Linked DNA regions of Homo sapiens: all the other regions are linked to region 2. A link is a contact called in ENCODE Hi-C or POLR2A ChIA-PET data. All regions are on one chromosome and are shown on one strand. Each heading gives the region's core, a stretch centred on a gene start or an enhancer-like site at or near the end of the contact. The rest is flanking DNA. Distances are from core to core; before and after follow the strand shown.

The links. A loop is a pair of places that touch in the nucleus more often than their neighbours do. ChIA-PET counts read pairs that join two places held with the same protein, here RNA polymerase II (POLR2A). Pooled maps may share reads with other maps.
Region 1: a loop to region 2 is called in a pooled map, with 4 times the contacts of the local background. The contact joins two enhancer-like sites. A Hi-C loop is called at or near these places in 1 of 168 maps with a recorded cell type or tissue (lower leg skin) and 1 of 50 pooled maps. POLR2A ChIA-PET finds 5 or more read pairs at or near these places in 1 of 52 experiments (common myeloid progenitor, CD34-positive).
Region 3: a map of OCI-LY7 shows a loop between it and region 2 (2.6-fold over the local background). The contact joins two enhancer-like sites. A Hi-C loop is called at or near these places in 1 of 168 maps with a recorded cell type or tissue (OCI-LY7) and 1 of 50 pooled maps. POLR2A ChIA-PET finds 5 or more read pairs at or near these places in 2 of 52 experiments (MCF 10A and activated T-cell).

Annotation. Positions count from the first base shown.
Region 1 is chr2:55,031,701-55,034,873 of GRCh38, forward strand. The region is part of intron 1 of RTN4 (reticulon 4); the gene reads right to left. Among named protein-coding and RNA genes, the nearest start is that of RTN4, 17 kb to the right of the region's middle. RefSeq lists an enhancer at 1,945-1,994. Within about 2 kb of position 1,836, at least 2 of the 41 ENCODE cell types and tissues checked have a DNase peak (open chromatin) inside an H3K27ac peak, as active enhancers do.
Region 2 is chr2:54,665,515-54,668,417 of GRCh38, forward strand. SPTBN1 (spectrin beta, non-erythrocytic 1) reads left to right here. Exons shown (of 36, transcript NM_003128.3): 34 at 401-574; 35 at 2,090-2,132; 36 at 2,837-2,903. The region is part of intron 1 of SPTBN1-AS2 (SPTBN1 antisense RNA 2); the gene reads right to left. Among named protein-coding and RNA genes, the nearest start is that of SPTBN1-AS2, 13 kb to the right of the region's middle. Within about 2 kb of position 1,322, at least 23 of the 41 ENCODE cell types and tissues checked have a DNase peak (open chromatin) inside an H3K27ac peak, as active enhancers do.
Region 3 is chr2:54,978,301-54,981,164 of GRCh38, forward strand. All of the region lies in intron 5 of RTN4 (reticulon 4), which reads right to left. Among named protein-coding and RNA genes, the nearest start is that of RTN4, 71 kb to the right of the region's middle. Within about 2 kb of position 1,576, at least 6 of the 41 ENCODE cell types and tissues checked have a DNase peak (open chromatin) inside an H3K27ac peak, as active enhancers do.

The DNA of each region.
Region 1 (3,173 bases), core at 586-3,085, 370 kb after region 2:
CTCATGAGCCCATATTGTATTGGAACACAGCCACGCCCATTCACTTCTGTGCTGTCTATAACTACTTTTGCACAATAAAAACAGAGACGAACAGTTTAGACAAAGGCTGTATGGCCCACAAGCCTAAACTATTTACTCTAACTGGCCCTGTAAGTCTGCAGACCCCTACCTCTAGACCCACCCTAACTTTAAAATCAAAACTTGAAAGGATCAAAATGATTTTCCAGCAAATTAACTGCCTGCCAGAACAAAGTTAAAACCACCAAATCCATGACATGCAGTATAAAATAAATTAATGGACATGCAAAGCAGCAAGAAAATATGACCATAAATAAGAAAGAATAGCAAATATAAACAAACAAATAACGTAGACGTTGGATTCGCACTTTTTTTTTTTTGAGGCGGAGTCTTGCTCTGTCACCCAGGCTGGAGTACAGCGGGGCTATCTTGGCTCACTGCAACCTCCACCTCCCAGGTTCAAGCAATTATCCCACCTCAGCCTCTGAGTAGCTGGGATTACAGGTGTCTGCCATCACACCAAGCTAATTTTTGTGTTTTTAGTAGAGACGGGGTTCACTACGTTGGCCAAGCTGGTCTCAAACTCCTGACCTCAAGTGATCCGCCAGCCTCAGCTTCCCAAAGTGCTGGAATTACAAGTGTGAACTAACACACCTGGCCTGGATTAGCAAATATTAAAATGAAAATTAAAATAGCTATTAAGATATTAAGTACAGAAAAAGACAGACATATAGAGTAGACAGGGAATCTTGGTGGAGAAATATAGACTAAAGGACCAAATGGAGATGCTAGAATTGTAAATTATATTAACTGAAAATAATCACTAGATGAGCTTAAAGGCAGATTAGACAATACAGAAAAAAAGATTTATTGATAAACAAACTTAAAAAACAACAACAGAAAGTATCCAAACTGAAACACAACAAGGGAAAAGGGCAAGTGAAAAAAGGAACAGAGCCTCAGTGCTGAGAGACAATCAAGGAGTTAAAATACCTATAATTGCAGTCCCCTTAAAAAAAGCAACAGTGGCCAGGCATGGGAGCTCATGCCTGTAACCCCAACACTTTAGGAGGCCAAAGTGGGAGGACCACTTGAGGCCAGGAGTTGGGACACCAGTTTGGACAACACAGTGAGACCCTATCTCTACAAAAAACTTAAAAATTAGCCGGTGTAGTGGTGCACACGTGCAGTTCTAGCAACTCAGGAGGCTGAGATGGGAGGATCACTCAAGCCCAGGAGTTTGAGGCTGTAACAAGCCATGATCACGCCACTGCACTCCACCCTGGACAACACAGTTAAGACCCTGTCTCTTTAAAAAAGACTGAAGAAGTTAAAAAAAAAAAAAAAGAAAAAATGGCCTAAAATTGGACAGAAGTTGGCATTTTGAAAATACCAACCAACAGAGCCACAAAGCTCAATGTACTCCAAGCAGAATAAACACAACACCACAAAAAGGCACACCATAAGGGTCAAACTGAAAATCAAAGATAGAGACAACCCTAAAAACAGTCAGAGGAAAAAAGCAGGTAAACAACAATAAGAATGACCTCACCTCTCATTGATGTAATCCAAAAGGTAATGAACGCCTTTAAAGTTATGAAAAAACTGACAATCTAAAATTATATACAGATGATCCTCATTATTCATGGATTCCTTATTTGCTCATTTACCTGCTCACTAAATTTGTAGCCCCAAAATCCATACTTGCAGCACTTTCAGGACATGCAATGAGCAGAGCAGGCAAACCAGAGCGGGTCATCCAAAGTACAAGTTCCCAGCTGAGATGGAACAAGGTAACCCTACCGCCTTCTTGTTTCAGCTCTGCCACTGACTTCCCTGTTTCATATGGCCCTTAAGCACAGCGCTGACATGGTATCGAGTGTTTTTAACCACAAGAAGGCTATGATGTGCCTTACAGAGAAAACATATGTTAGATAATCTTCCTTCAGGCATAAATTATAGTGTTCTTGGCCATGAGTTCAATGTTAATGAATCAATAATACATATTAAATAAGATGTCTTTATTTTTTAATTGATATATAACAGTTGTTTTATATTTTGGTAGTACATATGATATTTTGATACCTATATGCAATGTGTAATGATCAAGTCAGAGTGACTGGGTTATATATCACCTCAAACATTTTTCTTTTCTTTGTGTTAGAAACATTACAATTCTTCTAGCTATTCTGAAATATAGAATAAATCATTAACTATAATTTCTCTACTGTACTATCAAATACTAGAACTTATTCCTTCTATCCAACTGTATTTTTGTACCCCAGGTGGCTTTAAATAGAAAAACACATAAAACAAGGTAATATACTGATTGGTTAACAAAAATATTATGACAAGAGGCTTACAGGAGCCAAGTCTGTATTTCCCCTAAGAACAATGATTCAGTATTTGCTAATTCCCTGTTTTTGGTGGCTATACAGAACATAGTGACAGCTTAAAAAAACAGAATTGGCTGTATTATTCAAAACATATTTTTTTAAATAACCAGGCATGGTGGCTCACACCTGTAATCTCAGGACCGTAGGAGGCTGGGGTAGGAGGATTGCTTGAGCCCTGGGGTACGAGACCAGCCCAGGCAACAAAGTGAGACCCCAACTCTCCAAAAAAATTAAAACATTAGCCAGGCACGGTAGCGTGTGCCTATAGTCCCACCTACTTGGGAGGCTGAGGTGGGAGGATCACTTGAGCCCAGGAGTTTGAGGCTGCAGTGGGTTATGATCAGGCCACTGGACTCCAGCCTGGGCAACAGAGTAAGACCTTATCTCTAAACGAACAAACAAAATATATAGAAAAAGTAAAGATTAATAAAGGTATCTTCAGATAAAAGCTGAAAACAGAAGCTGAAAGAATTTGTCACTAAGACACCTACAATACAAGAAATGTTAAATCAAGTTCTTCAGACTGAGAGAAAATGATATGAGATGTAAACTTTGATCTTTATGTAGGAATAAAGAATGGCAAAAATGGTAAATATATATGTAGATGTTGAATATACAGGTAGATGTTAATTTTTCTCATTTCTTAGTTTCTTCAAAGAATAACTTTCTGAAGCACAAATTATCACAAAATACAATAACTATAATACATTTAGAAGCAAAACTTATGACAATAAAAGCACAAAGGATGAAAATAGTATA
Region 2 (2,903 bases), core at 72-2,571:
AGCTGGAGGAGCTGCTGCTGGAGGACAGGCATGTTTTCAGACAGGAGCATGGCCTTTAGCTCATGACCATAAGAGGGCGCTACAGCAAAGAGTACTAAATACCAATCAAAGTGAGCTCAGAGTACAAGAGGGTAACTTGCTTTTCTCCGAAGTGAAAGAGAAGACATAGTCCTCAAACACTTGCCCTGTGCCCTGTCCCTGAACTCTCCATGGAGGAATTTTTTCTGTTGTTTAGTGTTAGCAGAATTTAGGAAGGGCTTGTAATAAGGAAGGTTGAGGGTTGGGTGGGGTCACACTGTGTTGTGTGAGGATCATTTTCATGTTAATGAAATGTTTAGTTCTTTAAGGGGAATGTGGTAGAGCCTTTATCTCCCCCTGCCCTTTTTTTTAAACTGCACAGGTCCTGGCACAATGTTTATTGTGTCATAAATAACCAAGAAATGGGTTTCTACAAAGATGCAAAGACTGCTGCTTCTGGAATTCCCTACCACAGCGAGGTCCCTGTGAGTTTGAAAGAAGCTGTCTGCGAAGTGGCCCTTGATTACAAAAAGAAGAAACACGTATTCAAGCTAAGGTGAGAGTCGCCGTGCTTCATGGCTGCCAGAGTGGGTTTGCATTTACTTCCACTCTGGGGTTTGGTTTTCTTATACAGCTGCTGTGATTAGTTGGTTCTGTCTTCTGCCATTTTAAATCCCCAATAAAGTGAAAAACCAGTTTGGCACGTGTCTCGGTTAGGCTGAATTCTTTGGCAACTGTGGCCAGCCACCAGCTTCCCTGTGGTTAACAGTACATCTGAGCATTGAAGGATAAGGAGCTTTTGCTTTTATAACCAGGCACTTACTGTTCCCTAAGACTTAAAGAGAGCTAGTCACATTTCACAGTTTAAGGGAGGCTTTGAAAAATAGTTTCCCCATCTTTTCAGCTTATCCCGACCCAGGAGATGCTATTCTTTGCTCATGAATTATCTGGAGATGGGTCAAGTGAGTCATCCTGGAGCTGGATGGAGACAAACAGGAAATGTTTGGGTGGGGCCTGGGACCCTGTCCTCCCCTGACTCTCCCAGCAGATGCTCCAGCTGTCTCAGAACCATCTAGTTCCAAATGTCTCTACCCTGTAGGATACATGTATCTCCCTACAGAGTGGAGCTAAGCTCAGAATTTCTCCTCACACTTGGAAGTAGGCAGAAAAATTATTTTATCTTGTAAAAAGTGGTTAGAATGCTTGTTTACTGATTTGTGCTGTTGCTTTGGGATCTGAAAAGCTTTGGTCTTCCATTTATTTGTATGTTTCATGCCAGTTGGACTAGGCCCAGGGCTCCAGAGGAGAGAGTGTCAGATGGTTTGATTTATTAAGCTCTGCTGCTGCGCAGTGCAGGCAGGCTCTTTGGGTCCTGGAACACTTTACATTTTGTAGGACAATGCACCGGCAGCCTGGCTCCTTGGCTGCTTTCCCCTTTGTACTCCCTTCATGCAGCTTCAGAGAGCTGGGATATTAGCGAACGGCCCCTACCCTGTGTTACACAACAGTACCCTCGTCCTCTCCGCAGCCACAGAGTGAACCTGTGACCCTTCCAAGCCTGGGGACCTCCCAGTGTCACACTAATAGGGCTTCTTAATTCTGAGACATACAGTAGAAGAAAAGTTGAAGGACATTTTCTGTTTGCCTATTCTGAAACTCTGGAACATGTGAATGTAGGGGATACAAGCTCAGTAGCAGAATTTCAAAAGGGCTCATTGTGTTCAAAAGCTTTCTCCTGAACTCAGTTTAGACCAGTAAGTGATCAGGCATCCACAAGTGATTTTTGCCACAATAAACCCAAATGTTATGTTTGGGGCTTTTTAAAATCCTTCCATTGGATTGAAGCACAGGCTCCCTGTGTGTATCATTGGCGCGATTATATGGCTTCTTGATCTCCAGGGGTCTGTTGCTGGGCCTGGGCGGGTCCCCAGGCTTGGTGGTGACATATGTAGGTTGACGCTTCTGTTGTGACTCCTGTGGTCTACTTCTGTCCTGCATGGGATATGGGAGTTGGGGGATTTTTATTTCTCTGTAATTAAGTGGTGACTAACTTTCTTCCTTGAAATTACAGACTAAATGATGGCAATGAGTACCTCTTCCAAGCCAAAGACGATGTAAGTTTCTAAATGTTATTTCTCTCCACTACTTAGGAGTTTGCAAGTGTTTGTGTGATGATGGGCTTTATTCAGAAAGTTCTTCATGTAAATGATGATCAGTGATGGTTTCTATCACTGGGCTCCAGTCACCAGCACTAGAAGGTGTTTGGTTCTGTCTCTAGAAGGCAGTGAATATGATCTCACTGTCCCTTTGCCGAGGCAGGATCCCTTAAAGTCGATGGAATCTTTGCCTGTCCCCTCCCAGGGATGAGGCATAGTGAGGTGGTCCCAGGACTGGTTGTGGATCATGATGGGACCCCCGCTGCACCCTTCGCCAGCAGCCAGCTGTTTAATGGGTGTGTACCTCACCTCAAGGAAAGAGAGAGTCCATTGATGGAAAAACAACACCTGTAATGCTTTAAATGTGAAAAAGCACCTTCTAGGGTGGGATCTGACCACCTCACAGATTGAGACTGGTCTTCCAGCTGTTACAAGTTTGTAGGGCCACATACTAGGGTGATGAGTAGAACTGAATTCTCATGAGAAGCTGAACCAGGTTCCCTCTCCTGTACTGATAAGGCAGAGGTGCATTTGGGGACAGTGCCCAGAAGTGACTCTGCTTACCCCTCAGTTGGCCAGATGCGCCATTCCCAAGCCTTGGAGCCAGAACCCCTCATGCCTACTCTTAGTTGAGTCTCACCTGTGTCCCTTCCTCTGTCCAGGAGGAAATGAACACATGGATCCAGGCTATCTCTTCCGCCATCTCCTCTGATAAACACGAGGTGTCTG
Region 3 (2,864 bases), core at 326-2,825, 310 kb after region 2:
ACACCTGTAGTCCCAGCTACTTGGGAGGCTGAAGCAGGAGAATCACTTGAACCTGGAAGGCAAAGGTTGCAGTGAGCCTAAGATCGCACCACCGCCCTCCAGCCTGGGTGACACAGCGAGACTCTATCTCCAAAAAAAAAAAAAAAAAAAAAAGAGCTAGTGATAATTGTGACCCAGAATCTAAAAATGTAGATATAAATTTGAGGGCACACAACAGATTTTGCATTTATGAAGACAATGAGTTATAGAGATACTTCTTTCAAATTGTTGTTTAAAAACTATTATTTTGTAAACACAGAGCTTGATAAAAATGTCTTTTCTAAATGACAAAAATTTAGAAATGAGAGTAATTTCTACTACATTTTCCTGAAATTAAGATGGTTTCCATTTTCCTAGCTATGAATCATATAAAATCAATGTAATTCCAATAAAAAGCTACTTCCTATAAATTTTAAAAAACTCATTGTTATTTAAATAAGAAAAAACATTCATCTCAACTGGAGAGACTGGAGCTATTAGCAAACTTCCCATAAATTTAAAATCTGACTGTAAGGCATTAAAATAAATCCGTTTAAACAAGGTAAATACATTTTTCCTTATGTTGAAAAAGTAAAAAAAGAATGGGAATTGGAAAAACATTTTTTGCTTGCTTTAGGGTGACAGAATATAACTTTCCCTACCAGTTTTTGTGGCTAAAAGGCAAAAAGTAATACAGTCCACTATTAAGGAACTTAAGATTAAGATTTTAATAATTTTTTTTTTTTTTTTAAACAGACAGGGTCTCACTCTGTTGCCGTGGCTGGAATGCAGTGGTATGATTATGGCTCACTGCATCCTCCACCTCCTGGGCTCAAGAATCCTCTTGCCTCAGCCTCCCAAGTAGCTGGGACTACAGGCATGGGCGACCATGGCTGGCTGATTTTTCAGTTTTTTTTTTTTTATAGAAACAGTCTCACAATGTTGCCTAGGCTGGTCTCAAACTCCTGGCCTCAAGCAATCCTTCCGCCTTGGCCTCCCAAAGTGCTGGGATTACAGGCGTGAGCTACTGTGCATGGCCAGGAAAACCTTCTTCTTTTTAAAATGCTCTCTATATAAACAAAAACTGTGGTGGATAAGTGTGGCCATACACAGAAGTCTCTCTAGAAAGGTAATCCTATCAAGCGTTTTTATAAAAAAGCAAAGTGATTTTTATCAGCTTCCTTTTTTCAATAAAAGCTGTTTTAAGGAAGTATTCAGTATTTCTGTATATTCAATGGAAACAAACACATGGAATCTGTACTACTCATATACAATGACATTAGGAAAGGGTTTAGCTAAATTCTTGTGTGGCAAAATCACAAGGTTTATCGTTTATCAAGGAAGACCTTTCATGTACATTATCAGAGTGTGCACCTGAATTACCAAGGGCTTTACCTTTCATGGGGAGAAAAGGACAGATTCCCTGCCTTATTCATTTGCCTCTAGATTTTGAGATCTAAATGCCAGGTTCACTTTAAGTGCTAACATGATGAGGCAACTGTTACTTATTTGCAGTCCTAAATGAATTGCCAGCTGGGGAAGTCACCAAGCAGGTTTCCTTGAGCTCTGGGCTTGCCAAAAACACAACTCAGGGAAACCAATCAAGTACGTTTTTCTTCTCTTCTCTTTTTAAAAGGATTGCTAATCCTTAAGGATAAATTATAATTTTAATGAAAGTCCTTTTTTTCAATACTAAGAAACAACAAGTGTTCCAGAAAGGAAATCTGTCTCATCATGTGTTACTTTCTGTTACTTTCAAATTAGCAGTCACTCAATGCAAGAACTTATCAAGTTCGATTTCTCTCATTTATGCTAGCTTCCTCATGAATAACATAATTGCTTTTACAAAAAAATGTAGTTTTCAAAAGAAATTAAAATATAAGATTTAACAAAGAAATTATTTCTCAAAACTTTTTTTAAAAAGTCCTCATATTCGATTCTCAAATACGTGTGCAAAACAGAGATTTAAAATGTTTCTTAAGATCTCATCAGCCCCTTTCTAACATTTTCTCTCTCCTCTTGCCCCGTATCTACACAATGGACTGTGTATGGATGAAAATTTTCTCTGAAAGAATAAATAAGTTTTCTTTTGATTAAAGACAAGTGGAAACTTTATACTCAAACTCAGAAAACTAGAGCATAATGAATCATTCCCAGATCAATTTTAAAAATAGATTTATTCAAGAATGACATTTCTCTCAAGAAAAATGTTAAATTGTAGACATATAGCTGCCTTCACTGCTATACTGTGCAAACATCGAGGATGACTTTTGGTGTATCTCTGTTGCCGTGTTTATTGAATCTATAAAAACAACAAGCATCTCTCCTCTCCCCTAAGCTCACCAGGCTTTTCTTTGAAGTCACCTCTCTCCCCCACCAATCTTTGACTACTAAATTCAGAGATGGTCCTTTGCTGTTTGAAGCTCTGAATTACTACTTACAGACAGTATTTCTTCTCAGTCAATTCCTACCCACAAACCATCCATCTTAAGCGGCATCAGTACCTCCTCCTCAATCACTTTTCACACATGTTCTACCCTAGAAGTCAGCTACGTATAGAAGGTAATAATACATGAATAGGAACTGGTTTCCTCTAGGCTGTATGTACAAGGTTCTATTTCATTTGCTCCAAAATATTTTTAGTTGATCTCTTTTGAAACTTATTAACCAAGCATGCCAAACAACATAACCGTAATCTTTTTATTTACAGACTAACATCAGATCATTTTAAAACACCACTACAGATTTAGTCACTAAATGCAACCACTCTATACGAAAGAGGTAAGTAATAAAAGGAAACTACATTATTTACCCTTGATGTTATTAGGAAGTAACTTAAGTTCCAA